Regions from separate parts of the Mus musculus genome. Here region 1 is linked to region 2. The links are chromatin loops, found by intact Hi-C in ENCODE. Cell type or tissue: left cerebral cortex. All regions are shown on one strand. Links, peaks and the distances in the headings refer to the core of each region. The heading gives the core; the rest is flanking DNA. Region 1 overlaps Gm32620 (a long non-coding RNA gene). Region 2 holds the start of Gm20324 (predicted gene, 20324).

Evidence for each region. Peaks named below come from ENCODE experiments on the same cell type or tissue, not always from the same donor. Only the 100,000 strongest peaks of a DNase experiment are listed, where the experiment ranks them.
Region 1: it touches region 2 in a loop (3-fold over the local background); 14 of 42 quality-filtered maps call a loop at or near these places.

What each region holds. Positions count from the first base shown.
Region 1 is chr15:83,036,501-83,039,401 of GRCm38, reverse strand. It overlaps Gm32620 (a long non-coding RNA gene), which reads right to left. Exons shown (of 3, transcript XR_384275.3): 3 at 812-1,679. Among named protein-coding and RNA genes, the nearest start is that of Nfam1, 4.6 kb to the right of the region's middle. In left cerebral cortex, for the core only: a CTCF peak has its summit at 1,489 (motif pointing right); DNase peaks (open chromatin) are centred at 1,494 and 2,140.
Region 2 is chr15:82,898,645-82,901,545 of GRCm38, reverse strand. All of the region lies in intron 1 of Tcf20 (transcription factor 20), which reads left to right. Gm20324 (predicted gene, 20324) reads right to left here and starts at 2,466. Exons shown (of 4, transcript NR_045068.1): 1 at 2,278-2,466; 2 at 474-827. In left cerebral cortex, for the core only: CTCF peaks have their summits at 1,317 and 2,523; DNase peaks (open chromatin) are centred at 1,411 and 1,750; H3K4me3 peaks cover 1,395 bases; H3K27ac peaks cover 1,105 bases.

The DNA.
Region 1 (2,901 bases), core at 83-2,582, 140 kb before region 2:
GGCTCTGCCCTCCCTGGCAGGCAGCCAGAACAATACCTACCTAGGATAGTACCCCACATTGAGTGACCCAGAATTCCCTGAGGGTCACTGAAGGAATCCCTGAAAACAGTTGGGCCTACATTCTTTGCTGGCTTTGGATTTGAGGTTTCTGAGGGTGAGACAGATGTGTAGGTTAGACACACTCTCTGCAGCCCTGGGAGAGAGGCTGCCCCAGCCATAGGGAAAAGGAAAAAGGGAAGTGGAGAGGAGGGGAGGGTAGCAGAGGAGACAGAACTTTCCTAAGGAATGAGGCTAAGTCCGGGGACAGTCCTAAGAGACCTCCTGTAGCTGCCCAGCTTCCTGAACTCCACCCCTTGCAATAACCTTCAGCTGCCCTGGCAGGTGGAGGAAGTTCCTGCATGGCCTCCCTTTCCTGTCCCACCTCTTGTTCCCGAAAACTCCCCTGCCACCTTCCCATCCTACAGCCCTTCATCAGACAGCATAGACCACTCAGGTCTGTAGCCTTCATGTCTTCTTGAGGAATCCTTGTTAGAAGCAACTCCTCAGTGCCCTCCCATCTAGGGACCGGAAACAAGGAACCAGCTGCCTGCAGAAGAGACAGGGAGGGGGGCCCATGTGGCCTAAGTGGGTCTTGAACTCTTTTTTCTTTGTTTAATTCCCCCACTCCCACCCCAGACACGTCTTTCTCTGTTCCAGCCCTGGCTTTCCTGGAATTCGATTTGTAGATCAGGCTGGCCTCAAACTCATGGAGATGCACCTGCCTCTGCCTCTGGGATTAAAGGCATATACCACCACCACCACCACCACCACCACCACAGGCCTTGAACTCTTGATCCTCCTGTCTCCACCTCTCAAGTACTGGGCTCACAGGTGTGCAGCCAGCTAACACTTGTCTCTGTTATGACTTATTTTTGTCAAGTGATTTCACCTCTGTCTCTTTAAATCTTTCACCAAACAGCTTCAAGGTGGGATACACACACACACACACACACACACACACACACACACACACACACACATCTTGTGCCCACAAGTCCCACAGAACCAGAGTGCTGTGGGTGACAAAGCATGAATTTGCCTCAGGGGAGGCTAATTGTTTCCTTAATTGGCTGAGACTGCCCCTGGAAAGTCCCCAGTTGTGCCTGCAGAAGATGGGAGGGGTTTGCCTGGCGGCCAGTAAGCAGCTGGGAAGGAGGCTCTAGAAAAGACTAGAAAGTGCTTCCAGCAGAAGCAGCTGTCTGGAAGAAGTGAATTGTTCTCCTGCCCCCAGGAAGGGCTGAAGTGCCTCCAAGAGGCACGCTGGGGCCCTGCTCTCGGTTCCACAGTCTTCCTGGCACATTGTGTACTGCCTGACCCTGACCTCTATTCTACTACTCCACCCTGCTGCCATTCATGTCTGGGTCTAACTTGGCAAGGTGTTGGCCTCTGAATGGCCCAGGTTCCTTAGAGCGCCAAGGGACACGGGAGTCTCCTTTGAGGGCATTCCCACGCCAGCCACCAGGTGGCGCCATCAGCACAGAACAGTTCTGGGGCTGTCCATCATGGTCAGAAGAGAAATCCCAAGGTAGAAGACTCAGTAGGTTGACAGCTACTCCTCGGGACCTCCAGCAATTAGCTTCCTGGGTGGTGCTTGTTTCTTCCAGTGACAAAGCCATCCAAAGAGCCCCACAGGGTGCATGCTGTTACATGGAAGAAATGTTGAAAATGGGAGTTACCTTTGTCTTTCATTATTTCTCCACATGTTACGTGTATGTATTTAACATGCGAACCCTAGGTGCTTGTCCTAGACTGTCTGTTACCACCTCCAAACAAGTCATTTGTTCTATTTTTCTTACTATATGAGAGTTAGGATAGGTGTTTTGGTGGGAAAACCAGGGGGACTGCAGGATGCAAGAACACACAGGGGCCAAAGAGCCAGGAGCCCAAGTTCCTATCTGCCTTCGTCCTTGCGGTGGAACTTGAGTTCAGTTTTCTAATCTGTAAATTAGGGGCAATGATAACTCCTCCCACACAATGTTTCTGTGAGAATGGAAGTAGCACGTAGATGAAAAGCCTTTAAAACTAGGTCTCAAATGGAAGGAACAGCCAAAGATATAGGGCAGCCTGAACCGAGGTGAGATTTGGAGATGGGCCAGCCTGGGCTTCTTGCCAGGGCAGAAACCTCCCATCAGCATGCAGGGTGATGGGCTCCAGATGGGTTTGCCTGCCTCCAATGGCGGAGTTCATTCCCTCCTAGGTAAGGAGGTGGCTCACCGAGGGTCGGCTCGGGATTGTATGGTTTATCCTGGGGTCACGGTCAGCTCTCTTGCCCTGTTTTGGTGAGGATCTGATCAAATGATCAAACGCATCGGCCCGGTGCCTGCAGGTCAGCTACACAGGGTGGGAGAGCATCCTTCCCAAATGTGAGCCCAGTGTCCCCAGGATGGGAACTTTCCATTGCCACTGTTGGACGCGTGAGGTACAGGACAGAGGAGTGTACCTCTGACACCCTAGACACCCTGACACCCTGAACAGAGTGGTCAGAGCAGAGTGGCCACTCTCAGCCCGGATCTCCTTGCTGATAGGTCTCTCTGGGAGCTGGAGTCTTGGGAAGGAAGAGGTGACATGAAGCTGGGTCAGGGGTCTGATCCTCTCGTCCTAGTACCTCTGTGTCTGCAAGAGAAACCTCCAAGCCCAGGCCAGGCAGCAGTGGCTGGGTCCAAGCTCCCTTTCTGGGGCACTCTGAGGGGAAAAGATTGACTTTGGGGGCTGGAGAGATGGCTCAGTGGTTAAGAGCACTGACCGCTCTTCCGAAGGTCCTGAGTTCAAATCCCAGCAAGCACATGGTGGCTCACAACCATCCGTAATGCGATCTGATGCTTTCTTCTGGGGTCTCTGAAGACAGCTGTAGTGTACTTACAT
Region 2 (2,901 bases), core at 113-2,612:
ACACTAGCAGTAGCCAGGCTGTGGTCTCTTAAAAGCCTTAGTGGCTGAGAGTTTGAAAGAAACAGAACAATGGGAACAGCTAGAGGGCAGGGCCTGGCGGTCTATTCAGCTTTGCCGCTTTGCTCCGGAAGGGCTTGGCACTTTGCCTGTTGTCAAAGAGGTGTGGGGGAGTCAAATCTCCGGGAACAGCCAGACCTGCGTTGGACTAGCCCCTACTTGATGAGGTGGGCTGGGAGAAATCATTACCTTCTCCACCACATCCTCCTGATAGGGTCCCTAGAACCAGGATCCCTAGCTGTGCCTGGAATCACCAGACCCTCTGTGGGTGGCCTGAGGCTAGGGAGAGTGAAGTACTCTGGCTGGATAGAATGAAAGGTGAAAGGGTAAAAGCCAGGCCACAGGGATCTGTAGATCCCAAATATATGAAATCTGGTCCCCAGACCAACCACAACTGACTCCTGTCAGCATCTCACCTTACACCCAAAGCATGTTTGGATTCCAGTTTCCTCTCAAGTTGGGTTGCTTTAGAGGGGAAGCCACAGACTCCCCAACATCTAGGCTGGATGCAGGCTTAGTTTAGAATCAGTAGTTTTAGGGACACATAATTCAAACCTTCTCCTTCCTCTTGCATCTGTGAGGTCCAAAGTGGAGAGGTCTCTGAGTGTGCCAAAAGCAGGGTATAAATAGTCCAACCTCACCCTCTCCTTATTAGCTTCATTTTGCATAGCAGAGGGGTGGGCACACAGTAGGTACTGCCATCTAAGGCAGCAGTTCCAACCTAGGCGTCGGGACAGCTTTGGTAGTGAATGACCCTTTCACAGGAGAGGCTGTCAGAAAACAGAGATTACTATTCATAACAGTAGCAAAATTACAGTTATGAAGTAGCATTGACATAGTTTATGGTTAGGGTCACCACAATATGAACTATATTAATGGGTCAAAGCATTAGGAAGGTTGAGAACCACTGATCTATGAGACGGTGGTTGTACATGAGATTTTTCTTGAGGAAAAAGAAATTTAGCCCTTTGCTCTGTGAAGATATCTGAGGAACAAGGGAAGGCTGGCTAGGGCCTGAGGCATGGCCCTGGAAATCTCTTACTTCAGTTCTGGGCCTACCATCCAGGAGTGCAGAACCTCAGCACCACTGCAGACTACTGGTGTGGAAGTCTATTTTACACGTGAGGTAGGTTGGCTTCTTTGCTTTTAGAACGGAGGAAACTGAGTGTCAGAGACTGTTGTTCATCCAGGAACACCCAGTAGGCACCATGGGCAGAGAGTGCATCCGCACACACCAGGCCATGTTACCCACCTGGGCCCGGCGGACGTTAAGAAAGCGGGAGCCACCCTGGTGGCAGCTCAAGTAACTATACAAATTGCCACGGGCTTCAAGGGCTGCCAAAGGCGCGACTTCGGATTTGGAGGCTCTGGGAGAACTCCAGAAATCCCAGTAGAAGGTTCTGTGCCACTAACTCCCCAGAAAGTTGCTCTGGGGCACCCCACAAGGTAGCCTTAAGCGGAGGGCTGGAGGTAGCACTGGGCGCGTGGTCCCGGACCGCAGAGTAGGGGGTCTCCTTGCTGCGCCTCTCGACGCTGCCACACGCGGGTGGGCAGCGCGCCACCCCGCCCCCGGCCCCGCCCCCTGCGCCCGCCCCGCCCCGCCGCGCGCCCTCCCGCCCGCCCGCGCGCCGGGGCCCGGAGCCGCCTCATTGGCTGCGCGCCGTCACCTGACGCTCTGTTATTTCCTGTGTGTTGGGAGAATGGAGAGAAAAAACCCGGAGCCGAGCCGCCTTCGGCCCCTGCGAGGCGGCCACGGCCTCAGCCGGGGGAGCCCTCCCTGAGGCGCGCCGGAGCGGGGAGTGAGCCAGCGAGCGCGCGGGCCGGAGCGAGCCTCTAGGGGCCGCGGCCCCGGCCCGCCCCGCCGTCGGCCTGGGCGTCCGCGCTGGAGGCGGTGGAGGCACCCCCACCCCCACCCCGCGCCGCGCCGCCGCCCCCTCCCCTCCCAGCGCCGGCGGAGGCCGAGGGACGGGCCGGGGGGCTCCTGCAGGTAACCGCCGCCCGGCCTGAGGAGAAAGGGCAGCCCGAGGGGCCGGGACCGGGCCGCGCCGCTCAGGCTGGCTGCTGGGAGCACAGGTCGTGGCCCGGCCCGCCCTGCAAGTGCTGAGCCTCGGGAGTCGCGGAGCGGGCTGAGGGGACCGGCGTGGGCTGCCGAGGGGTCAACGGCCAGGACCGGCGTCAGGGCAGAGCGGCCGGAGGCTCTGGGGCTGCGGGCGGAGATACCTGGTCGTTGCGGCCTGAGGTGCTGAGGGGTCCACGTTCTTGGCAGCCCCGCGGGGACCGGCGTTGCTGGCCTCTTGGCCGGGGGCTGGGGGCGAGGCACCCGTGAAGGGCCGGGCTTGGAGCGGGCCGGGGAGGGGCCGGCTGGGGCTGGCGGAGCAGCCGCGCGAACACCTGAGGCCATGTGGATGCGGCTGCCTGTCGCCTGCCGGCGGCCCAGAGCAGGTACCCGGCGGCGGGGCGCGAGCTAGGGGCGCAGGATGCACTTCCTGTGTGGGGCGCTCTCCCCTCCCCCGCCGCGGTGAGCAGGGCAGGGCGCAGGGTCCCGCGGAGTCCACGAAGGAGCTCTTTCTCGCGGGTAGGGGATGGGAAGGCGAGGCTCTGAGTCTCTCTTCCTCATTCTCACGGAAAAGTGGTGGCTTATAGAAGAGTTTGCTATCCGGCCTGCGGCGGGAGGTGGGATGTCTTGAGTGCGCCGGGATGGGAGTGGAATTTAGTGTGTGTGTGTGTGTGTGTGTTGGGGGGGGGCAGTGGAGCTGCGGATTCCTCCACGGTTTGTGGGTGCGGACACCAGTTTTGCTTGCCTGCCTGTATTCAACTCCTTTGGGGACGAATCAGAATTAGGGG